Linked DNA regions of Homo sapiens: region 1 is linked to region 2. A link is a loop called in an ENCODE intact Hi-C map of the cell type or tissue named here. Cell type or tissue: HCT116. All regions are shown on one strand. Links, peaks and the distances in the headings refer to the core of each region. The heading gives the core; the rest is flanking DNA.

Evidence for each region. Hi-C counts contacts between places; a loop is a spot of excess contacts. Peaks named below come from ENCODE experiments on the same cell type or tissue, not always from the same donor. Only the 100,000 strongest peaks of a DNase experiment are listed, where the experiment ranks them.
Region 1: it touches region 2 in a loop (8-fold over the local background); 2 of 110 quality-filtered maps call a loop at or near these places.

The regions. Positions count from the first base shown.
Region 1 is chr1:100,454,657-100,467,472 of GRCh38, forward strand. CDC14A (cell division cycle 14A) reads left to right here. Exons shown (of 16, transcript NM_003672.4): 8 at 749-836; 9 at 7,995-8,225. Among named protein-coding and RNA genes, the nearest start is that of GPR88, 77 kb to the right of the region's middle. RefSeq lists enhancers at 7,492-8,113, 9,392-9,481. In HCT116, for the core only: a CTCF peak has its summit at 9,242; a DNase peak (open chromatin) is centred at 9,255.
Region 2 is chr1:101,281,988-101,294,803 of GRCh38, forward strand. No RefSeq gene overlaps it. Among named protein-coding and RNA genes, the nearest start is that of LINC01307, 35 kb to the right of the region's middle. RefSeq lists enhancers at 11,698-11,787, 11,928-11,997. In HCT116, for the core only: a CTCF peak has its summit at 6,639 (motif pointing left); a DNase peak (open chromatin) is centred at 6,624; H3K4me3 peaks cover 336 bases.

The DNA.
Region 1 (12,816 bases), core at 6,933-10,932, 820 kb before region 2:
TTATTTGGTTTCACAGGAGTTAAAAACCTAATTTAAAAAGTCAACATTTTAAAAAGAGAGTTTTCACATGAAAATTCAGTTGGAAGATCAGCTGTGTTCAGTTGGCTTTCCTACAAGGTGTCTCATTAGCTGGAGTGGAGGAGCACCTGACTCTATGTATGTCCCTTGCTTGAATCTTGTTATCCTCCAGAGTACAGCTTGGCTGACTCTGGTTTGTGGAATGGATGCGCCAATATCACTCGCTCCTGCCTTTTGCCATTTCCCCCTCTAAAAATCAGCATTGACAAGAGATAACAGCCCTATAAAAAGAGAAAAAAAATTGGAAGTGTATTCATCAGGAGCTTGATATTTACAGATGTTTTTTCATTGTTTAAAATATGTTTACTACATTCATGGAAAGTTTTCATATTTCCCATTTTCTCTTATTTATCGCCAAGACAAGCAATGTTTGTTTCCATTTCATTTCTTTGCAGTGGCCAGGAAACAAACATTTTATGCAAAATACCTCTGCCGTAAATAAAAGTTTCTAAACATTTCATACAGTCTAGACACAAGTTTTTCTAAAGCGGATTGAATTCCTAAATAGCATTTTGAGAATCAGGTGCATGTTTTTATTTTAAGCTATGTTTGTCTACATGTATGTCTAATTAGTACTAAGAGTGAAAAGCAGTTTTATTTGTAAGGGTTTCCTAAATTGTATAAGAATTATAAAATATTTTTCTTCTCTTTTCTTACAAAATTCTGCCAGCGAGTTGAAAATGGTGACTTCAACTGGATTGTTCCAGGAAAATTTTTAGCATTTAGTGGACCACATCCTAAAAGCAAAATTGAGAATGGTAGGTTTTTTTTTCCTTTACCATCCAAACATTTATTTTGATTTATCTTTCTAAGTTTCTTAACTTCCTCAGATAATTATTTTCTTTGGTAATATTCTCCAAAGAATATTTATTCATAATTTAAAAAATTGAACAGTAGTAATAGTGTGTTAAATATTGTATTTCCAGTAGGTGGAGCTATAATCACTGTTTTAGAACTTAACAAATTTTTAGCTTGCCATAAATAGGATGTTCACTTTACCTGACCCCCAATTATTAGAGAAGAATCTGAGAAACAAACTGGTCAAACTCATAAGCAGATTGCTGTATTCTTTCAGTGGTTCTCAGATTTATTTGTTGGTAGAGTGCTACACATCAAGATGTTCTTTGGGTAACACCATGTTGAATAATGATGATGAAGACAATCTGTCATTTACTGAATACTTAGGTGCTAGTTACACAGATCACAGCATTTATCTCTTTTAACACTCAACACAACTCTATGAGATACAGATATTGTTATCTGCATTTTAGGGAGGAGTAAATTGAGCCTTATTAGTAGAGAATTTGCCCAAGGTCACAAAGTAATAGGCAGAACTGGTACTCCAAACCAGAGGAGGGCTCCTAAACATTGCCACTACACTGATACACTTAGTTCCATTGTGACAACTAGGTACAATTTTCTAGCTGACAGTGGTTAAACTACTTATTTGCAGCATAATTTATTGCCATGGGCATACATATTTAGGAAAAAAATAAAAACAAAACTAAAAATAAACCTTTTGAATGAAACATGATCAGCTATGCAAGTTTTCCCATTAAGACTTATTTTGTACTTACTAATTTTTTCTATCTACTAATATTCCCTAGAAAACAAGTAATGATAGACAACAGAGGTTCAAGAATAATTTACAAGAGAAGTACATAAAATTGAAAAAATATCCATGAACAAAATATCCCCCCCCCTTTTTTTTTCTATCTGATCATAGAGGTGGAATACCAGTGTTCTGAGGGAACCTAACTTGAAACCTCTGGTCTAGATTTATTCTTCAGCTGGGCATGGTGGCATGTGCCTGCAATCCCAGCACTTTGGAAGGCTGAGGTGGGAGGATTGCTTAAGGCCAGAAGTTCAAGACCAGCCTCGGCAACATAGCAAAACCCTGTCTCTTAAAAAAAAAAAAAGATTTATTTTTCTTTAATCATCATATTCTAGAATCTAGTTTCATTGTATATTGTTATTCATGCATTTAGGTTTTATAATTTGAGCTTTCATAAATATGCTTATCATTTCATACCTGTGACATATTTAATAGGGAACTCTGCTTGAATCATGATTTTACCATGCGAATGGGCAATCCAGGTCTAGAGAGTTAAGCTCACAAACAGGATACCTCTATGGTGAAGTCAGAATTTGATCTTCTTACTTATAAGCTTGCTAAATAATCTTTTTTGGTCTGGACATTCAATAATTAACCTCTGTCATTTTGGGTTGTTAGGAATTACATGTTGAGAGCCTGAGGAAACTGCTTTCTGACAATTGGCCTTTCAAGATAAGACTGATTAAACCTGCTTTCTGTGCAAATTATCTGACTCAGGCCCAGGAAATGTTAGTAGGGATATTGTTTCAGTAGTAGTTTTGTTGTTGGGTATTTGGCAAAGTCGAAAGACTTTCACCATTTGTGATTCATGTGTTTGACTACGTTTTCTTAATGAGAAATTGAGAGATATAATTGTAAAAGCCATTTAAAAGTTTTTATGTATATAGACATTGTATATTCTATGGATACATGCATTTTGAAAAAAATTTTTTTTTAACAAAAGTGGCATCATAACATAGTTAATATCTTACAGCCAGGTTTCTTCACTTAACATATCACGACTTCTTTTTATAGCAGTAAATGAAGATCCATGTAATCATTTTCCACGACTGCATTGCATTTTGTTCTACCATATGACTGTGCCATATTGTGTTAATTTATTTTTGGTTTTTGCTTTTGTTTATTTAGAGACAGGCTCTTGCTTTGTTGCCCAAGCTGGAGTGCAATGGTGTGATCATAGCTCATTGCAACCTTGAACTCCTGTCCTCAAATGATCTTCCTGCCTCAGCCTCCCAAGTAGCTGGGACTACAAGGCACAGCCCACCACACCTGGCTGGTTTTTTTTTTTTTTTTTAATTTTTAGTAGAGATGAGGTCTCTATGTTGCCCGGGCTGGTCTTGAACTGCTGGGCTCATGTGATCCTCCTGCCTCCCAAAGCACTAGGATTACAGATTTAAGCCACTGAGCCCAGCCTGTTAATTTATTTTTGGATGAGATCTAAGTTGTTTATCTCTTATTCTTACTCTTTTTTTCCTTTTTAAATTTCATCATCTATTTAACCAGATGAAGTTTTTCACTTTTTAAAAACTGCTGTGGTTGGCATAAATGTTCATACATCTTTTTGCAGCTGTAGTTTCTTCTCTAAATTGTTAGAAATAGAATCACTAGATAAAAGGATACGCAATTTTGTATAATAAGTTATAAGTGTCAAAAATATTTAAAACAATTTTTGGTCCTATATTTAATATGGGGAAAAAATTATAGCCACCATTCGCTTACCTGCCAGGAAGGGTGCTAAGCCTCTTGCATATACATCATCTATTTAATGATCAGAACAACCCTCTGGAGCAGGTGGTATTTATTTTATAGAAGAGAAGCTGGAGGCTTACAGGAATTACCTAACTTGTCCAGGTTCATAGGCCAGTAATTGTTGGCGTGTGGATTCAAACATTGGTCTGTTTAATTCTGAATTTTGTGTTGTTTTAAATTTTATTATAGAGGATGTACATGCTCACTCTAGAAAATTTAAGTAATATAAAGAGTAAAACTCTTTAAAAACATCATATAATCAAGAAATAATCACTTTAAGATATCGCTCTATATGCATATTTTATTCTATGCATGTATTGTGCCCTGTCATATTGACATAAAAAAATCTGAAAGTACATTTATCTCACCTTTGTCAGCTTTTATGATGCCTAGAACAATTTCATTTAAGGCTGCCATTGGTAAAATATTGCTATTTTACTGGAATTTCCATTTTAAGATCTAATATTCACTAGAAGCTTCACTATACTTTTTTGTAAAGTACTTTAACTTTGTAAATGCTTTTTGAAGTTGAGAAAATAATTTTGTGATGGAATTAATAAACCTGATCCAATTACAGTGACGTCTTGGTAATTTTTTTTTTTTTTTGAATTGAGAAACCTGTGTTTTTCTGAGGAGGCTGAAAGTCATTTTAGAGGCTCGTTAGAAAAGCTGAGGTTTTAAAGAAGTGATCAAGTAGCTGTTGCTAGGAGGTAGCTAAAGGAAGCTCTAAAATCTTGGGATCTGGGCAGAATGTATTATAAGAGCCTTAAGTGTGTGTTTGTGTCAATAGGGAACACTAGGAGTTTCTTTTAGCCATTTTGATTCACATTGTTTTGACAGTGGGGAAGAGAAGAGCCCTACTTTTTTTTGTTAAACATTTTTGAATTGATAAATGATGGATAACAGCAGAATGAAACAGATATTTTGGATTTCAGATTTTCTGTAAAAATGTCTCTTAAGTGTCACTGTCATTCTCACTTCTATTTAAACACACACACACACGCACACACACACACACACACACACACAGAGAGAGAGAGAGAGAGAAAGATAGCTTCAGACTGAGAATCCCGACCATTTGAGGCATCAGCCTGCTCCTTTAATGAGAGAAGCCCAGTGTCCCGTTTAGTAAAGAGCCTGGGCAGGTTGAAGCCTGGCTCCATTCCTTTTTGGCTGCGTGAACTTCAGTGAGTTCCACAGCTTCTCTGAGCATCAGTTTTCCTATATATCACAGTGGGAGAAATATGATCCTCACTGCAGGCACCTAGTGAGGATTAGAGATGTTATGTGAAGTGCCTTGCAGAGTATTGGGCACACATAATAGGCGTTTATTAGATAGCAGGTATTATGGTTACATTTTTATCATTAGCTGGCCTAATCAACAGATTTTATGTCTTTCTACATTTGCCTGCTCAGTTTGCAGTTTTTACTTTTAATAATGACTGAGTGAACTAGTCATTTGACTCTGCTGTTCTTCAGTTTTCGAACTTTAAAATGAGGGCCTGGGAAGAGATGAATAAAAACATCTCTTTTGACTCTGATACCGTGTTCATGTGTTTGGTCAGCTTAACTCCAGGACTTTGTTGTGGTTCAGTGATGCCAGCGCACCATCTTGTGGCCAGATGGAGTAAGGGTCGGATGAAGGCTCCATAAGTTCTGGGTCGGCACATTATACACATTGCTAAAACCAATCTCTCGCAAAAAGCACTCACGTACATCCGTAAAAGCCACAAACAGTTGTTCACAGGTCATAGGACATTTCCATTGTTCGTTATAATTTATTCTAAACAGTTTTAAGGATTTTTATAAAACCTACTCACCAATTCTAACCGCTCATGTTCATATCATGTTCTCTTATTTGGAGTCTTAACAGATAGAATCAAGTTGAATCTTACTTGAAATTAGCCCCAGCATGGGTGTTGGAATCTGACTGCCAGGATTGAAATACTGGCTCTACCTCTTACTAGCTGTATGTGTACGGGCCAGCTTTTCCAGGCACCAGAAATTGAGTAATTGTAGGTTTTAATGAGATAATCCACATAAAGCACTTAGCATAGTGGCTAGCATATAGTAAGTGCTTGATAAACGTTAGGTGCAATTATTGTTGTTATTATTATTTCAGTGCCCTGTTGCCATATTTGGACAATTTCTGTCCAGTGTTTTCTTCTCAAAAGATGTATACATCGTTTCTCTTAATAGTCTATTTAGGCATGTTAGCTATGCTGCCATTTACTCATGATGGAAATTCATATATGAAAAGAGAGATTCTTGCAGCCTTTGTTGCAGGGAGGAAGGGGATAGGCACTGAACCAATTGCTAACACAACGTGTGACAGGTGCTGTCATGGAGGTCCCAGGCATGCTAGCAACCCAGAGGCAGAAGCTCTCACCAGCCCGCCACACCAGGGCAGGCTGCCCAGGTGTTTATGAGCCCTTCTCCTCCCCATTCCTCACATGATAGAAAAACCGTTACTTCTTAATGCCAACTACAGTTCTTTTTTTGCTTTAGGCTATAAATCTGTTGCAGGGAAATAATTTGAGCAAGTAAACCAACTAGGAAAACAGACTTGATTTTTGCAGTTAGAAAAGCATGTTTTCTCCATGTTTGTGTAGGTTATTGTTTCTACACAGAAGATTTTAAATAAGCTCTGTTTTACCTGTTTGCTCAAAAGCAACATAGCCTGTGAAAATCACATATCTGAGCTGTGGATTAATTGGTCCTGCCTTCCAATTCTGTCTTCATCCTTTGTGTGACCTGGCCAAGTGTACCAGTTATGGCTGTCCAACTCTGGTAAAAGGCAGTTTTTGGAATATGTTGGGTAGCTCATAGACTTTAAGAAAAGGCTGGAGAACTAGGCTTAGAAGATGAACAGGACCCAAGTGGGAAAATGGGAACCACACTAGGCATTTCAAACATAAAGCATTTAATACAAGGAGTTTATTTCAAAGAAGACTAAAAAGTAAAAAGGCAACACTGAAGAAACCAGAATATGTTGGAGAAAACAGCTAGTACCTTTAAGGCTGGGGGGACAAAAGGGACAAAAGTGGAGTTAGCAGAACCTGCTCCTGTTTTCTGCTGCTGAAGTGATGCTGCCAGGAGGACAGGAAGAATTCCCTTCCTCCTCCTCAGGTTGAGGTTTAGTGCCTCCCATTTTTACAACCAATAGGAAGCCAGATAGAAAGGTAGTCTGGGAAATGTAGGGCGTAGTATATGGACTCCAGCCCCAGTGTCACAGAGCATAAGAGTCGGCTTGGAGCTGAGAGCTGACTAGCATAACAGGGATCCAAGGCAGCAAGAAATACAGCCAAGCACACAGCGTGGAAACAGTCTGGTTCACTTTGCTGGCTGCCGCCACCCCTGGAACCTCCCATCATGAATGGGTTCCAACTGAGATAATTGCACTCAGCTGGTATGTTAGGGTTCAGTGAATTCTGAATGGGTTACAGATGTGGCCATCAGTGTGCTGGGAACTTAGTCCCCTGAACTTTTGGAGCTGCCATTGCAAGGCCTGCAAAGGCCAAAGCCCCCAGTGGTTGCCTTGGCTGATTAGCTAAGGCTAGGTCTGTAACCCAGCTGACTGTGTAGCTCCCAGGAATACTCACATGATGGTGGAGCCACTCAAAAATAAAAGGGGATTTAAAGGTGGAGCATCTTCCTCCCTCAAAAAAAGGAAGTGTCCACAAAAGTTATTGTTTATTTTTAACTAAAAAAATTTATATTTTAATTGATAAAAATTATATATTTATGGTGTACAACAACTTTTGAAATATGTATACATCGTAGAATGGTTAAGTCAAGTCTTACTTAAGTATTCACATATTTATCATTTTTTGTGGTGAGAAGACTTAAATTTTACTTTCTAAATGACTTTAAAGTATATAATACATTGTTATTATAGTCACTATGTTGTACAATAGATCTCTGGGACATACTCCTTTCTAACTGAAATTTTGTTTTCTTTGACCAATATCCTCCCAACACCCCCTCTTTTAGTTTCTTAATCTGTTAAATGGAATTAGCCATACTTAAGAGATGGTTTTGAGAATTTGAAATGATACGCAATTGTGACTTGTACATAGTAGGTGCTTAATAATAATTGCTTCTGGGGAGCATTGTACTACAAATTAAAACTATACATATGGCAAAAAAGCTTCAGCTGTAGTTGAAAACTGTTTGTCAAGTAGAGAATAAAGCTCAAGAGAGAATAAAGTCACCATTCTAGGTCTGTTATGCACATTTGATTACTTCAAGAATGCTTTTGTCTTGGGAGTGGGAAGAGTATGCTCCCAGGATTCGAATCTAGAGGTTGAGATTTTGAACTTTAATGATGTATTTTCAGTACTTACAGAAGTTTTCTTTTTAACCTCCTGTGGTGCTTACAGTTATGCAGATTGATGCTTGTAGGAGCTTGCTGTGACCTCTTCTCTCACACAACACACTTTCCTCCCAAGCTTTGTTGAGATTTATACACTTCATTGTTGAGAGTTTTGTATTTCTGGGTTGTGGAAGATGAAATGCATGCCTTTTGCTTACTGCTCCTTTGTTCCTTTAGGTTATCCTCTTCACGCCCCTGAAGCCTACTTTCCTTATTTCAAAAAGCATAATGTGACTGCAGTTGTGAGGCTAAACAAAAAGATTTATGAGGCAAAGCGCTTCACAGACGCTGGCTTCGAGCACTATGACCTCTTCTTCATAGATGGCAGCACACCCAGTGACAACATCGTGCGAAGGTTCCTGAACATCTGTGAGAACACCGAAGGGGCCATCGCCGTTCACTGCAAAGGTGTGTGCAAGGCCTCGGTGGTGGTGGCTGTGCTTATCGAAGGGGCGGGCCAAGGAAGAGCAAATAACATAAAACAAAACCTGTTTAGTGTCTTAGAAAAACAATGAGGTTTTAAATTTCAGACAACTGGGACACAAACTCATTTTAATAACCCCTTCTTAAAGAAACGATTGCTTGGGTGTGGACAATTGGTGGTGGTGTGGCTTTCTTGATATGCCAGTTTTTCAGACCTTACCTTTCCAGGCCCACGTGCCACAATGAGGGGAAACACAGTAGCAGTGTCTTTAGGCTGCAGGAACACCTTTAAACAGGTAAAATTCTCAAGAGACAAGGGTTGTTAGTTTTCCTCTCTCCTTTGTTTTTTTTCAGAATTGCCCATCTCTTCTCCATCCTCTTGCACTGTCGTGGTTCTGTTTTATGACCCAGTTATCTGGACCCCCATTCCAGTCTCTGCTTTTCCCTCCCCTCCTAGTCTTTGGCTTCATGGAGCAGAGCGTCTTCCATGCCTGTTGCTAGGGGCAATCCGCTAGCTTACAATGCTGCTGATGTGATGCTGCCTCATGGAATAAACTTAAAGAGTTTGTTTTGCAAAAATCTCTGATCTCTGGGGGTGGATACTTTGGGGCAGGAATTGTTCAGACTATAGAAGGTTTAGGATTGCCAGATTTAGCAAATAAAAATACAGGCTGCCTAATTAAATTTGAAAGTTAGATAAACAATGAATACTTTTAAAACAAAAAGTATAAATATGTCCCAAATATTGCAGGGAACATGCATTCTGTATTTTATCTGGCAACCCCATGTCAGCTACTCAGAAAATATGACATGCCATTTGCTCTAAGCTTGTTTGACTTCGAGGAGGCTTAAAATCCACTCCATTCCAGATCTTTCGGTATGGATAATACTGGAAATATTCCAGATATTTTACTGGGTCTTTGATTTCAGCGAGGAGAAATCACTAGGGCCGCCCTGGGCTGGAGCCTCGAGTTCCTCATGTGCAGCTCCTCCTAGTGTCGCTGGGTGGTGCTGTGCTTATGGTTTTGGGTCTAGACCCGGTTTCCCTCTCATTTTATGCTAATCATCTAGTAGGTGTTGGGGAGGGTGCTGTTCTTTTCATGTGCCTAGTGCTGCTGTAACTGACTTATTCAGACGAGTATGGCTTTGGTTCTGACAGAAATTAAAATGCCGTTTTGTAGGCCCTTGTTTCTATGTTTAAGATTTGAGTAGGTGGAGGTACTTTGTGAACATGTGAGCAAAAATGGGAAGCTGCGGTTTCCCAGAGACCCAGAGAGATGGAAATGAGCAGCACGTGGCCTGGGTTTGGAGCAGGGCTCCCCATGCCAGGCTCCCTCCTCCTGGGTGGGCAGAGCTCTCCCTCCCCACCCTCCCCATTAGCTAGCAGGATGGGCCCTGGCTTTGTGGGATATCTTGTCTCTGGCGTGGAGTCTGTTAGGAAGGTGTCACTTGCTGGCTCATTTGTGGGTGCTGCTTTCAGGCCACAGTGGGGTGCCAGTGTGTTGGCTTGTCCCCATGTGATTCATTTGCACCCTGTTTGCTTTTCCATTGCATTTTGTTCAGTATTGCCCAGGTCCAAGAAAAAGCCCACATGTCACGTATTTTAAACAGCAATAGAACTTGAGAGCTAATGGGAACGTTTATATCAACGTTTAGCAGGAGATAATCCTATCTTCTCTTTCAAACTTTAGTTTTGTGCCATAAAAATTGTATTTTTTCCTGAGATTAATTTGGCCTTATTTCTTAGTTCAAGTAGTTTTATTATTACTACGTCGTAGAGTTTATCTGTGGATTAGCCATCCGTATCTTGGATTGACACATTCAAAGGAGAAGAACTGCAAAGCTTTCATTAAAACTCAGTGTGTTTCTTGATAGTATTTCTCACCTGAGAGACCTTGTGCAAAGAAAACTCTCTGGTGTTAAACATTCTTATTACAGATATTTTCTCTATATCCTTGACCTGTGAATGTTTACCTTTTAAAAAATATATGTATTTATTTTATATTGCAAATTTCTTTTCTTTTCTTTTCTTTTTTTTTTTTTTTGAGACAAAGAGTCTCGCTCTGTCACCCAGGCTGGAGTGCAATGGTGCGATCTCAGCTCACTGCAGCCTCTGCCTCCCAGGTTCAATCAATTCTCCTGCCTCAGCCTCCCAAGTATCTGGAATTACAGGTGCCCACCACCACTCCTGGCTAATTTTTTATATTTTTAGTAGAGATGGGGTTCTGCTGGCCAGAACTGGTCTTGAACTCCTAACCTCAGGAGAATGTTGGCCAGGCTGGTCTTGAACTCCTGACCTCAGGTCATCCACCTGCCTCAGCCTCCCAAAGTGCGGGGATTACAGGTGTGAGCCACCGTACCCAGTCTGTATTGTAGATGTTTTTATTTTAAATCAGAACCTTTAACATTGAAGTCAGTTCTTGTATAGGATAGTCACATTTACATGTGGTAATATCTTTTTGAGATTGTTATTTCATTTTCTTCCACTTGCACACACACGTAGGATTCTTTTATAAGGATTACACCTTTGGTTTAATTACAGCTGTATTGCTTTTCACAGCATACTTATCTACTATAGGCTTATTAATTATTTTGACATCTGCCCTAATTAAGTCAGCTTAGTTTTCTGGGAATTCAAGCAGCACTCAGTCTTTTAATTGAACTAAAAGAAGGAAGGAGAAAGAATCTTATCCTATGTCAAATGAACTTTGGTGGCTACTGAAAAGGGAATGAATATGTCATGCCTCAACGTAAAGTATTTTATACAGAGATAAACTAGAAACCAATTTGCTGGGGATTACATTTCAATATCTGCATTTCACTTTGTGGTTGATAAAAGAGATGGCTATGAATTCTTGAAATTCTCTACCACAAATAATAATCTAAAATACAGCAACGTTGTGATAGTCCAGTATGTGATTATCGATGTTCTATAGGGCTTTCAGAAAATGCCTGGAACTATAAAGCAATTGGTGTTTGACTTGGTATAAATAGAACACTTTTCAACATCTTGTCATGCTGTGCCAGGGAGCCCTTTAATTACAAATGCTTAAAAAATTTTGTTAAAGTTTTTATAGAAACTTAGTGAAATGTTCCTATTCAGTTCAGTTGTGGTAAGAGCTCCTAACTATTGAGTGCTAAGTGCGTTCTTTTTATAGATCAAAATTATAGACTCTTTTTTAAAAGGGGGAAGCTGCTTTAGTTTCAGAGAAATTGGAAAATTTCCTGCACCTCCTTTTTGGTTGTGAGTGTGAACAGGAGCCTAAGTGAGGGAGCCATCCAGGTCTTTGCACAGTGGGGAGCAGTGAGAGAGAGTGTTGTCTCCATAAGGAAGGCCCTTTTCTCTCCAGATAGACACCCAAATTGGTGACTTGAAGGAAGAACTCTGGAAACTCACTGGGCTCTGGCTTCTGCTCCAGGATGTCACCTGTGTTTTATCTATACGGTTGCCTATAGTCTTGCCAGGCATCTAGGGAATTAACAACGATAGGCACTGGGTGAAATAGAAGGCAAATTACGCAGAAATCTTAATCATAAAGGGAGAGCCCCACTGAGACCAAAATTAAACCTCACTCTTCGAAAGAACATTGATGTTTGATCTGGGGCAAGGGTTCCTTCAGATTAAAACAGAACACACACACACACCTCATCTAATGAAACAGAGTATGAATACTTCTTAAAAAGGAAGGGTTAGCCGGGAGTGGTGGCCCACGCCTGTAATCCTAGCACTTTGGGAGGCCGAGGAGGGCAGATCACCTGAGGTCAGGACTTCGAGACCAGACTGACCAACATGGAGAAACCCTGTCTCTACTAAAAATACAAAATTAGCCGGGCATGGTGGTGCATGCCTGTAATCCCAGCTACTCGGGAGGCTAAGGCAGGAGAATCGCTTGAACCTGGGAGGTGGAGGTTGTGGTGAGCCGAGATCGCACTATTGCATTCCAGCCTGGGCAACAGCAGCAAAACTCGGTCTCCAAAAAAAAAAAAAAAAAAAGAAGGGTTAATGGGAAGGAAATGTCAGGCATCTGTAGACACAAAATTGTTGTTTTAGTGGGATGAAAAACTTTTTTTTTTTGTATAAAGCACAGATTTACATAAACAGATATGCAGTCTATCTGTGACAGTGAAATTTCATGGGGACTGATTAGGAATAAAATATCTAAAGAGGCTCCTGGAAGGAACAATAATGTAAAAAAGGTTGAGGAACACTGATTTAAAGACATACATTTTTCATATTTTAACATTTCTGAAGTTAGAATGGATCTTAAAATTGATGGCATGTCATAGTTTAATTTTTTCTTTCTTAGTGGAACTTACATACTACACGACTGTAGTTTTAGATTTGCTGAAATGCTGTGTGCTCCCAATTACTGGGAGATAAGAGAAGACTACCTTTATTGTTTGATCAGGGAAAGCTGACAAAAGGTCCCCTCAAAAGCAGAAGATTCTTGAACATGTAAAAAATGAAACTATCAATGTTTCCCTACTTTGTTTTGTTTTACACACGCGCGCACACACACACACGCATATGCACACAATTTTTTTTTCTTTCTTTTTCTAACTAAATGTTTTCATG
Region 2 (12,816 bases), core at 4,275-8,274:
TCCCATTTTATACGCAGGGAAATAAGGTTCAGAGAAGTCAGCTAACTAACATAAGTTTACCCAGTAAGTCATGAAGTTAGGATTTGAACTCAGTTCTGACTTATGCAAAAACCTACGGTCATTCCATTCAGGGATCCAGCTTCTCAGTTGGAGTCCTCAAAGAATGAGTGAGATAATGCATCACTCATTCAGGTTATCACCCTGTCCACAGTTGGGTTACTTGTTTTTCTTATAAGCATGTATTGTCTCCCTCATTTACCGAACCCACCATGATTATAAACTTCTCATTTGGATCCAAATCATCATCAATCCAGAAAGTCCTTGGAGTCAGTGCCACTTACAGTGCTGGTCTGCAGACTGTTACCGTTTCACAAAGATAAGGGACTTGGGCCAGAATGTAAATCAAATACTTCACTAAGCACACTGTGTAGTATGACTGACTTATTTTCCCCCCTAAAGCAAGACTTTTTATGATGAAGCAATAAGTGCCTGCCTTGACTTTACATTCTGGCACAAGTTCTTTATCTCATAACAGATCAGGAAAAACAGTTGGAGGACAGACATTGGTCCAGAAGTTGGCATTTGCCCAAGGACAACACTTTTGAGTAACGCTGCTGAAGTTAACATCCCCTCTCCTTCTTACCCCTTGCTGTCATCAACTGTGGATAATTGTACCAGCCTCTCAGATGGTCTCTCTGCTTCCAGTATTTCTCCTCTAATGTATTCTCCGCTCTGTTGCCAGAGAAATCTTTCTTAAATGCAAACTTGTTTGTGACACTTGTGTACTTAAAACCCTTCAATGGCCCCCACTTTCTCCTAGATAAAGTCCAAACTCCTTCACAGGGGGCCTGGCTTTGCTGATCCTCGCCAGCTTTATTTCCTTCTAGGTTCCAGTTTTGCTGAGTCCCGAGTAGTTGCATACGTGAGCCACGTTCTCACATCACGACTTTGTATGTGCTGTTCTGCAGTCCCTGTTGCTCTCTGGCCCTCTTCTCTCCCTCCTCGCCCCGTCTCACACACAGGCATTCTCTTGGCCTGGCTAATCTCTACTGATCCTTTAAACAAGAACTTCCAAGGGATATGAGAATAGAGGTGGGATTTGTAAGATTTTATTGTTTCAGATTTAGAAGTTGGATAGGTGGAGAGGAGCAGGGAAGACCATGCAGTAGGGATTAGGGAGCAGAATTATGGAGATCATTTAGAAGGCTGTTGCCAGACCTGTGGTGAAAATTGCCTGGGAGTGAGGCAAGGAAAATAAGGGATGTGGTGTGGAGAAAAGCTTCCCCCTAAAGCAGTATTGGTGGCCCCTGGCAATCAATCACAGGTGGAGTGATTGATTCTGAGCAAAGAGGTAATGCAACATGGTAAACAGAGACAGTTCCTACAGACAGACTTTTCTGGGGTGCTTTGGCAGTGGCCAAAGGCCTTGGAAGACTTGGAAGAAGGACTTCCCACTTTGGCTGCTGAAGTACTCCTGTCTCTGAAGGGCTTGAAAGCACTACTATTAAGCAAGGAATGGCTACTGCTAGCCTGGGAAAATGGTGGTGGGCTTGGCAAGTTGCAGGAGGCAATTAAATTGTATCCATCCCCTCCTCCCACACGCTCTGAGTTTGGAGGCTGTGGACCGCAAGGATGTCAGCTCTAAAAACATTTGACAGCCCTGGGGAGAGTCTCTGGTTCTTCCTTATCCATGACAGGCAAGGCAGACCACAGGTCACAGTTTCTCCCTGGCCTCTGTTAGCCTCTGATAAGCAAAACCTTCGGTGGGGAGAAATTGTTCTACTTTTTTACTTACTCAGATATAGTGAAATGTGTGCTTTTTCCCACTTCTGGGAAGCTAAGATTTATTAGAATCTGCAGATTGCTTCCTTCAAGTAAACATTATATAAAAGGGTCCTAGTTTCCTAGTGGGAGTTTAGTTTGTAGGCTAGTTCTACAAAGAGATAAATAGGGGTTTGTCCATTGTGTGCTCTCCAAATGCTCTATAAAGATTAACTCATTAATCCTCAGCCTCCTTGTGAGGATTGTTATCCTTCTTTTTCAGCCGTGGAATTGGGACGAAGTGCTGCACGGAGGGGCCTTGCCCAAGGCTACGCAGCTGGTAGACGGGGAAATGAGGCGGTTGCCGGCCGCCTCGCAGGCAGCTTTCCCTGTGAGGAAGGAGGTGCCTCGGGCCTCTGAAGAGGTAGCTGGGATAGCCTGAAATGAGCTGCTGAAAGCCCACGCTTCAGAAAGACAAAAAGCAAGCAAAACACACTGATGTGGTTGACACTCGCTGAGGATGTGCGATAACACAGACAGTGCCCGGGTTGAAGTGGGCCTTCCAGAGTTCCGTGGCAGCCGTGAAAGGAAAGTTAAATGAATAATGGCAATAACATTGTAAAGGAATGCTTCAGTACCTGAAATGTAAAGTGCATGAATGCTTACCAAAATTTGTCGTATTGTTATACTATTGCCTTATGTTTGTACGGTGCTTTCCAGTTCTGAAAGTGCTTTCACATGTTAAATGATTTGCTCACAATAGTTTTTCAAAGCAAATAGGTAGATATGGGTGGAATGACGTCTCCCCCTTCCCAAATTCATGTGTTGAAACTCTAAGCCCCAGTACTTCAGAATGTGACTGTATTGGGACACAGGGCCTTTAAAGACTTGAACAAGCTAAAATAAGGCCCTTAGCGTGGCCCTAATTCAATCTGACCAGTCCTTAGCAGAAGAGGAAATGAGAACACACAGATAGACAGCAGAGGTGCCAACATAACAGAGGAAAGGCCACGTGAAGACACAGCAAGGAGGTGGCCGTCTCCAAGCCAAGGAGAGAGGAGAAACCAAACCCGCTGACACCTTGATCTTGGACTTCCAGCTTCCAGAGCTGCAAGAAATAAATTTCTGTTGTTTAAACCACTCAATCTGTCATCTTTTGTTATGGCAGCCCTAGCAAACTAATATAGTAGACCATTTTGGAACACCTTTAAACATGTTAGAAATACTCATTTCTAACTAGAAAATATTAGTCACATAACAATTAGTTACATAACTTCCATACTGTCTCAGTAATAATAATATTAAAGATGACTCACACCTACTGAGCCTTCACCGTGTGCCAGACACCATGTAAATGTCCTACTTCATTTAATCCTCATAAAATGCCTCCAAATAAACAAATAGGGAAGAAGAAATAGCTCTTCCTTACAGTAGAATTTCAGTTGATACATGTAGAAGGAATCAGAAAAATAGAAGATTAATATTTGGCAAATGCCATAGTAGTAATTGCTGTAGGCAAGCCCCATGGATGGATACTATAATTAGTTGGTGAAAGTATGAGAAATAGAATATTTGTATAGTCTCAAAGTATCTCCCTAAAAGATATTTACTAATTACAAAGGGAAAAAATAGTAAGCTTAACAGTGGAGAAACCCAACATACATCACTTTAACCAAGTGGTCAAGAATAACCTCATCAATAATAGGACATACCAAGATCATGTACCTCCAGATATGATGCACTGAGAAGGGCACAATATCCTATTTGTGCCATTCTTGCCAAAAATGCATAACTTCAATCTATTCATGAGAAAACCTGGGGGACATTTTGAAAATAACTGTCCTGGATTTTCCAAAACTATCACTGATTGAAGAAGATGAAGAAGATATAATAGCTAAATGCAATATGAGATCCTGGATTGGATCAAAAAAAAGAAATCTGTGGGAAAACTGGTGAAATTCAAACAAGGTCTGTAGATTTGGTTAATATTGTTGTATCAATGTCTATTTCCTGGTTTTGATAATTGCATTACATTTATGTAAGATACTAATATTTCAATAAACTGGGTGAAGTGTATATAGAAACTACAATTTTTGCAACTTTACTGTAAGTCTAAAGTTATTTCAAAGTAGAATTTCTTAAAAAAACCTTCATGTTCTAATGAGTGTACAGTTTCCGTTATGCAAGATGAATAAGTTTTAGAGATCTGCTGTGCAACATTAATGTATTGTGCACTTATGAATTTGTCAAGAGGGCAGATCTCATGGTAAGTACTCTTACCACAGTAAAAAACAAACAAATAAAAATCCCTTTTAACTAGGTGCTATTAATATTTTCTCAAGTAAGTTGGCTTACTCAGGGTGAGACAACTTGTTAAGGGTGGAGCAAAGCTATGTACTCAGGCTGTCTGACTCTAGAGCTTATCCTGTACCCTATGATATATCCTCTTAGTACTTTTAGGAGACAGTGGAATTGTTAGCTTAGTTTTAATTTTTCATAGACTTGTATTCCTTTAGTCCTATGTTATAAAAAGCTTTTTCTAAATCATCCTGCCTCCCTTTAGTCCATGTGGAGGAGATTCTGGCAGAGTTGTTGAGTCAGAAGAAATACAAGCATGAGTAGGACACTGTACTGGAAACCATTGCCCACACAAAGAAGTAGCCGACTTCTCTGCTCTCCTCAGGAACTTACAAAGAGCTGAGACAGACAAAAGACAACTAACAATACAGAGCAGAAAACAAGCACCAACAAAGTAGTAGAGGCTCTGTGTGCCATGGGATGTTAGAGGAGAGAGGCCTGGTATAAGCTTCCTGATGGAAGGAGGAGGTGACATTTGACCTGAGCCTTCAGGAATGAGAAAGATTGCCAAAAAAAAAAAAAAAAAAAAAACAAGAAAAAGAAAAAGAAAAAAGGAAAACCATGGGGAAGAACATTGTAGATAGATAGAGAAATTGCAGCCATCGGAGGTCTGTTGCCTTGCCACCTGTTGCCCCTCATGTGCAGCAAGTCAATAGATCGAGACATGGGGTTGCAGCAGAGAATGAGGTTTAATAACAGGACCACCAAATGAGGACATTGGAAGGAACCTCAAATCCACCTCCTAAAGGAATTTGTGGCTAGGGGTTATAGAGGTTTGGGAGTAGGCTGAAATTTGGAGATCATTGATTGATCAAAGAGTGGAGGGTGAAGTCAGGGCAAGGAGATGAAGAAGCTGTATTTTCATGCCAATTCCATTCCTCCTCAGTGGGGGTCTTCAAACTGGTTAGCATCAGCTATTTTGCTGGAATTTGGGATCTGAAAAACATCTTAAACGGTTCCTAAACAAAAGCCTTATGATTCTAATGTCAGAGATCCTGTCTACAGGAGCAGTGGAGATGCAAATCAATTCTTAAAGTCTTATGATCCTAATGCCAGAAATACTATCTAGGCTGGGCTGAGAGACTGAGGCAGGAGGATCGCCGGAACCCAGAAGTTTGAGACCAGCCTGGGCAACGTGGCAAGACCTTAATTCTACAATTAAAAAAAAAAAATTAGATGAGCATGGTGGCATGCACCTGTAGTCCCAGTTACCCTGGAGGCTAAGGTGGGAGGGATCACTTGAGCCCAGGAGGTCAAGGCTGCAGCAAGCTGCGATTGTGTCACTGCATTCCAGCCTGGGTGACAGAGTAAGACCCTGTCTCAAAAAAATAAATTAATAAATTAATAATAATAATAAAAAAAGAAATCCTATCTATAGGAACGATGGGGATGCCAATGATCAATATCTAGTGCTACGTTATTTTCAGCAACAAGAAAGTGGATCAAATTACAGCTTGATTAATATTTCATTACATCTATATTTCTGTTCAGAACCCAGCATGCAATTCTTGTCGACTCTGTGAGGACAGTTCCAAAATGACTTAGGGAAAAATAAATGGAGGGCCGAGCATGGTGGCTCATGCCTGTAATCCCAGCACTTTGGGAGGCCGAGGTAGGTGGATGATCTGAGGTCAGGAGTTTGAGACCAGCCTGGCCAAGATGGCGAAACCCTGTCTCTACTAAAAGTACAAAAATTAGCTGGGGGTGGTGGCGGGCTCCTATAATCCCAGCTACTCAGGAGGCTGAGGCAGGAGAATTGCTTGAACCCAGGAGGCGAAGGTTGCAGTGAGCCGAGGTTGCGCTACTGCTCTCCAGCCTGGGGGACAGGAGATTCCATCTGAAAAAAAAAAAAAAAAGCATGCACATGCACCTGTAGTCGCAGCTACACAGGAGGCTGAGGGAGGAGAATCTCTAGAAACCTGGGGGCAGAGGTTGCAGTGAGCCGAGATCATGCCACTGCACTCCAGCCTGGGTGACAGAGTGAGACTCTGTCTCCAAAATAAATAAATAAATAAATGGAGGTGGAAAAGCCCAAGAGAGTTGACCAGACCAGCTAGACTGCAATGCACAGTCACTGTGTATTTCAGACAAAGATATTCTAGCAGGGATCCCAATCTCAAATGCCTTCCAGGGCCATACACATGTGTGGGGCATGGAATAAGATATTGAAGAATGATGGGAGTTCTGGCAAATTAGAGAGGGCTTGCCAAAAAGCATTACAGATTAAAACAAAACAACAAAACCAAATACTACCCTAGACAAACACATTGCTGACCAGATTCTGCCCAAAGGCTGTTGATTTGAGCCTACTTGTGACATAAACTAAAACATTCTTAGCTGTTACAATGGTAGCACAACTTATCAAACGAATGAATTATTTGGAGCTTTGTACTAAGGCTGTGTATTCAGATGTGTAGTCAGTTGTGTGATATTAATTCATTGTTACACTTTCTAAGGGTTCTAGGTCAGCAGCAGTATTGTTGTTAGGACATTACTGCCACCTAGTGGTCATTAGGGCTGTGCCAGCACCAAAGAAATCTGTGTATGGAGCTTTCATCTTCCAAATGTTTGTCTTGTGACGCATGCCACAAAACACTCAGATAAGCTACATAAACCTTTTTATACTGCAGTGGTAAACAGCTCACAAGTGGTGAGGACTGTTGCTGTTGTATAATTAATGTTGTGACTGGGCGGCTTGTGTTTACTTAGTTGGTGTCTGGTCCGTACATTTTTTTCTGCCGCTGTTGTTGTGTTTGTACTAATGCTATCTCTTTGGCATAGGTATAGAAGTTCATCAAGTATCTGAGAGGCTGTGTTGAAAGGATTAAATGTTTGAGGGGGCAAAGAAAAAAAAACACTGGAGAAATAATCAGATTTTGATGTATATGTTAGCTGTGTGACTTTGAACAAGTCACTGGGTCTCTCTCTCTATCAGTTCTGGCTGCTCAAAAATGTGCGGTTGGACCAGATGTGGTGGCTTACCCCTATAATCCCAGCACTTTGGGAGGCCAAGGAGGGAGGATTGCTTGAGGCCAGGAGTTCGAGACCAGGCTTGGCAACATAGTGAGACCTGTCATTACAAAAAATAAGAAAACAAAAATGTGGGAGTGAAATGGTTTAGCAGTTCTCCACCAAACCCCATGTGGGGGAGGCGTCGTCTGAGGAACATCATGGGTTTAGAAATCTTCATGGATCTTTGTCTGGGTGTGAGGGCTTGGGATGAGGGGAAGAGGTTGAAAAGGAAGGTCCAGACTGTTTTAACCAGAACAGGCCCCACTATAAAAAGTTAATTCAAAAAATTTTATTTTTGAATAGGTAATCCATGTAAGTGATTCAAAATTCAAGAGGTAGAAAAGAGCACATAGCAAAAAGTCTCCTCACTAATCTGCCCCACATTAGAGTAAACCAATGTCACAATCTATTATCTATATTTTTGGAGATATTCCCCCATATTGCCCCACCTCTTTCTTTTATTAACACAAATAATAACATCATACACAGTTCTATAATGCTTCTTTTTATCTATTTATATATTGCAGTTTCATATAACATTTCACTTATTCTTCAGTATGCTCAGACATAGATATATAAAATTTGACTAGATGCTCTAGAAATCTCTTTTGTAAGGGCATTGACCCTTTTTTACTTTTACTCTTTTAAATGTTTTTAGAGACAGGGTCTCACTTTGTCACCCAGGCTGTAGTGCAGTGGTGTGATCATAGCTCACTGCAGCCTTGACCTCCTGGGCTCAAGAGATCCTTCTGCTTCCAGAGTTGCTGGGATTACAGGCATGAGGCACCATGCTTGGCAGCATTGACTCTTAAGCTCACATTTTTAATCTAATATAAAATAAATGATCCATAGATTTGTAGCTATGCAGAGACAAAAACCATTTGTCTTGGTGTCAGACCTCCGAGAGACAGGAAGAGAGTGAGCCCTAGGAGAAGGCCTCTTTCAATATTTTCAGCTACAAGGCTTGTTTGACTGCTGTTAACCATAATCCGTAATCATGATCCACAGTAAGCAAAGCATGGGGGAGCACAACAGCACAGAAGCTGCTCCATAGGCTGAGAACAATGGCTCACACCTGTAATTCCAGTACTTGGAAGACTGAGGCAAGAGGTTCGCTTGGCCTAGGAGTTTGAGGCCAGCCTGGGCAACATAGCAAGACCTCATCTTTATTTTAAAATAAATAAATAAATAAATAAATAAATAAATAAATAAATAAATAAGAAAGAAACTGCTCAGGCACAGTGCTGGATGTATCCACAGCTGTAAACGAATTTGAAGGTTTGGGAAGGATAGAGTAAGAAGGTGAGGAGCAATCACTTTAGAAATCTTGTTACATTTTAAGTTAAGTAGAGATAGACTGCTTCTTCCACAGATTTCTCTATTGGATTTTTTCTTTCTTTCTTTCTTTAAACAGGATCAAATTTCCCTTAGAACAGCGACTCTCAACCCTAATTGCACGTTTGAATCATCTGGGAGCTTTCAGAAACTCCCACAGTCAGAGCCCCATCTGTAGGATTCTGATTTAATTTGTTTGGGGGGGTGAGGCTTAGCACCTGGCATTTTTGGAAAGCTCCGTAGATGATTCTAGATGCAGCCAGGTGACAACAGAGCTGTAGCTTCCGAGTGACTGGCTAGTGATGCAGCTCCTTTCTGCTCTACTGGGTGGTTGTCTCCAGGCAAATGGCCCAGATTCCTTCTCTGCTTCCTTCCTTTAACCTTCCCTTTCTGCCTTCTTTTTATTGCATGATCACTATCTGTCTTGGATTGTTGCTTGTTTTGATGTTTATCAGTCTCTGGAGCATACAGATCCCCCTCAGGTAGTCTGAGCTGGAAACTGTCAACTCCTACCCTTTGCAGTTTCTCTCAGATTCAGCTACTAAACATGTCACCTGAGGGCTGTGGTTCATAAGTTCTAGGTCGGAGGTTCTTAGACTAGCAGCATCAGCACCACCTCAGAAGTTCTTAGAAAATCAAATTCTCAGCCCATCTCAGGTCTAATTTAGCTCACTAAATTAGAAACTTTGTGGGTGGGACTAAGGGTATTTTATTGGTAGCCTTGAACCACAAGCTTGTAGCATTTGGAATTAGTTGTGCTGTCATGGGTGCTCTATCTTGAGGCTTTGGTATGCATGTTGGGCACCCAGAGGCTGAACAAGTTGCAATCTTCCTTCAGTGCCCCCACCATTTCCATCTTACCTTGGTGCTAGAGATAAACTGGGCTTCTTTCCTGATTTCTCTCCTTTGCACCTGAGCACTCCACGATGCTAGGTCCTTCCCAAACTCAGTCCATGCACCCCTACCCCCACCATCCTCATCCCCTGTAACTCCTGATCCTAGGAGAGACCTCTCCAGTTCCCCCAAGCGAGAAACAGATTTTCCCAAGGGGAGTGCCTGGAAGACTTTATGTTTATACTTAGTAACTTCATTTGCCAGACTGCCCAGCAGGACTAAGCCTCTTCCTCCTTTGTGGCTTTGCTGATGACTCTGCTCTGAAGCCTGATGATTTAACTAATTGGTGCTAAATTTTCCTGTACAGAGACATGATTTTATCAGCTGTAATTATCAAGCAATGGGACCTGATTTGGTTTTAAGCAGTCCTAGAACTTAAGCACCTCAGTGAATGTTGTCCTTCAAAGTAGTTATCAGGGGAAGCCACCCACTTATTCTAACAAGGCTGTCATTGTTGAAAATCTGACTGAAAACACTCTCCTGGGTCTGATGCAATCCAGAGTCTGATGTTTGTGCTCCTGCCTGATCGGGTTGCATCTTCCACCACCATCTCCCACGTGCCCATTGCTTTAACCACACAGCAGTTTCCTATTTCCTGAACTTACCCTGCACTTTCACATCTCCATGACTTTGTTATTCTTATTCAGCTTGGATTGCTCTTTTTATGCCTTTCTTTCCTTATTAAAATTCTGTTTTTCCTCCAACGGCCAACTAAGATGCTACTTTTCCTATGATGCTTTTCCTTATTCTTCAAATCAAAAAGATGGCTTGCTTTCTTCTCACATGTCATAGTATTTCACTTTTGCTGGTAATGAAGCATGTTTGCTTGAGTAAGTATTCCCTTCTAATGTACGCTTCTTGACAGCAGGGACCATGGAAACCATCCATTCCTCTTTCAGTGTCCAACACAGTAAGAGGTTGACAGCTGTCTATGAAGAGCCTCCATAAGGAACCAAGTGAGGAAATCAATTTATTTAGTTTATGTGTTTATTGAGTTTACCTATTTAGTTTATTTATCACTCTGTCACCCAGGCTGGATGGCACAATTATAGCTCACTGTAGCCTCAACCTCCTGGGCTCTAGGGATCTGCCTGCCTCAGCCTCCTAAGTAGTTGGGACCACAGGCACATGTCACCATACTGGGCTATGGTTTTTTGTTTGTTTGTTTTTGTTTGTTTTGTTGTTTGTTTTTTGTTTGTTTGTTTGTTTTCAATGGAGTCTTGTTCTGTTGCCTAGGATGGAGTGCAGTGGCACCATCTCTGTTCACCACAACCTCCACCTCCTGGATTCAAGCAATTCTCCTGCCTCAGCAGGACAATTGTAATCCCAAGTAGCTGGGATTACAGCCGCCCATCACCACACTCAGCTAATTTTTGTATTTTTAGTAGAGAGGGGGTTTCACTATGTTGGCCAGGCTGGTCTCGAACTCCTGGCCTCAGGTGATCTGCCCACCTCAGCCTCTCAGAGTGCTGGGATTACAGCAGTGAGCCACCGCACCCGGCCTACTGGGCTAATTTTTAAAGTTTGTTTCTAGATACAAGGTCTTGCTGTGTTGCCCAGGCTGGTCTTGAGCTCCTGGCCTCAAGCGATACTCCCACCTTGACCTCCCAAAGTGTTGGGATTATAGGCATAAGCCACCATGTCCAGTTTATTTAGTTTATTATTTAAAAATGGTATTATACCGTGTCTGATCACTACTTTAATCACTGTAATTAGGAACAAAGGACTTTAAGCTATTTCACACAATCATTCATCTTAAAGGATAAAGATTCAATGAATTTTAGGAATAAAGAAAAAATGTGTCAGGCGTGATGGCTCACACCTGTAATCCCAGCACTTCGGCAAGCTGAGGTGGGAGGTTTGCTTGAGCCATGGGGGGGTGGAGGTTGCAGTGAGCTGAGATCATACCACTTCACTCCAGCCTGGAAGACACTGTCTCAAAAAAAAAAAAAAAAAAAAAAAAAAGTTAAAGAAACGATATATCCCTAAGCACTAGCAGCTGGGACTAAGTATATAACCTCCCAGTAAAATACTTTGAAGGGGGACAGTGTGCCTTTTCTTTGTTAAAGGCCCTTCCTGTTGCTAGAAGCATATCCTCTGTGATATTAATGTATTTTCAAAAGGGCTTTGAGCTCCTGCAGCAGAAAAAAGTGCTACAAAGTCTAGCAGCATCTCAGAAAATTGGGACAGATGGCCTCAGGTTTCTCTACGTCAGTGCATCTCTGTGGTTTCAATTTTTTGACCACCAAAAGGAGGAATTGGATTTGATGAACCCAGTGGTTGCAGTGGCTCTGGGAAAGCAATGTGGTTGAAATTTTATGCTTCAGTTGGAAGGGAGCACCCAATGCCATGCTCAGGACTTTTCATTGTGGTATTTGGTCTTCTTTTCTTTTTTTGCTGTGGGTCTTATTTTACTAATGCTGCATGAGAACATTTCATTGCCCTATTTATCTTCCCAGAATCTAACCTGGTCTTGAGTCATATTTGGTGTGCTCTGATTTCCAGGCGAGTCCACGCACCACAGACTTGCCTTTCTGCGGTGGTGAAGAATCCCCCTGATGACTGTGGTACCCCACATTGTAACCTTCTAACTCCTCCCCCATCTATGACTCACTATTTCCTGCCTTAGTGCCCTCCCCCTATTTTCCCTATAATGTAACAATTTTCCCTAAATTGTCCCCTCTTTATTGGAAAGTTTCTTTCTCTTTCCATTGGTTCCAGGATTGTTTCAAAATCAGCTTCTTCCAGGAATACTTCTCTGATAAATTCTCGCCTATTTTAGCTGGGCATGGTGCATCATTCCTGTAATCCTAGCACTTTGGGAGGCCGAGGCAAGTGGATCCCTGGAGGTCAGGAGTTTGAGACCAGCCTGGCTAACATGGTGAAACCCCGTCTCTACTAAAAATACAAAAAATAGCTGGATGTGGTGGTGGGCACCTGTAATCCCAGCTACTTGGGAGGCTGAGGCAGGAGAATCTCTTGAACCCGGGAGACGAAGGTAGCAGTGAGATGAGATTATGCCACTGCACTGGAGCCCGGGTGACAGAGTGAGACCCCGTCTCAAGAAAAAAAAAATTCTAGCATATTTAATTTTTATTGTCTGAGAATTTATACATTAAGCCTAGAAGTTTCATTATAGAATTTCTTTTGTTGTAACAGTTGTGAAGCTATTTTGTCTTATCAGACATATTATCAGGTAAAGAGATGAATTAAGATCTAATTCCTTGTGTCACATGAGCACCTCCCTTGCCCAACACCTTTTAGGCTGACGTAACAAATCTTTGGGAGTTCAGGATTATTATTTTTTTCTTTTTTTGAGACAGAGTCTCACTCTGTTGCCCAGGCTAGAGTGCAGTGGCGGGATCTCAGCTCACGGCAAGCTCCGCCTCCCGGGTTCAAGTGATTCTCCTGCCTCAGCCTCCCAAGTAGCTGGGATTACAGGCGCGCACTACCATG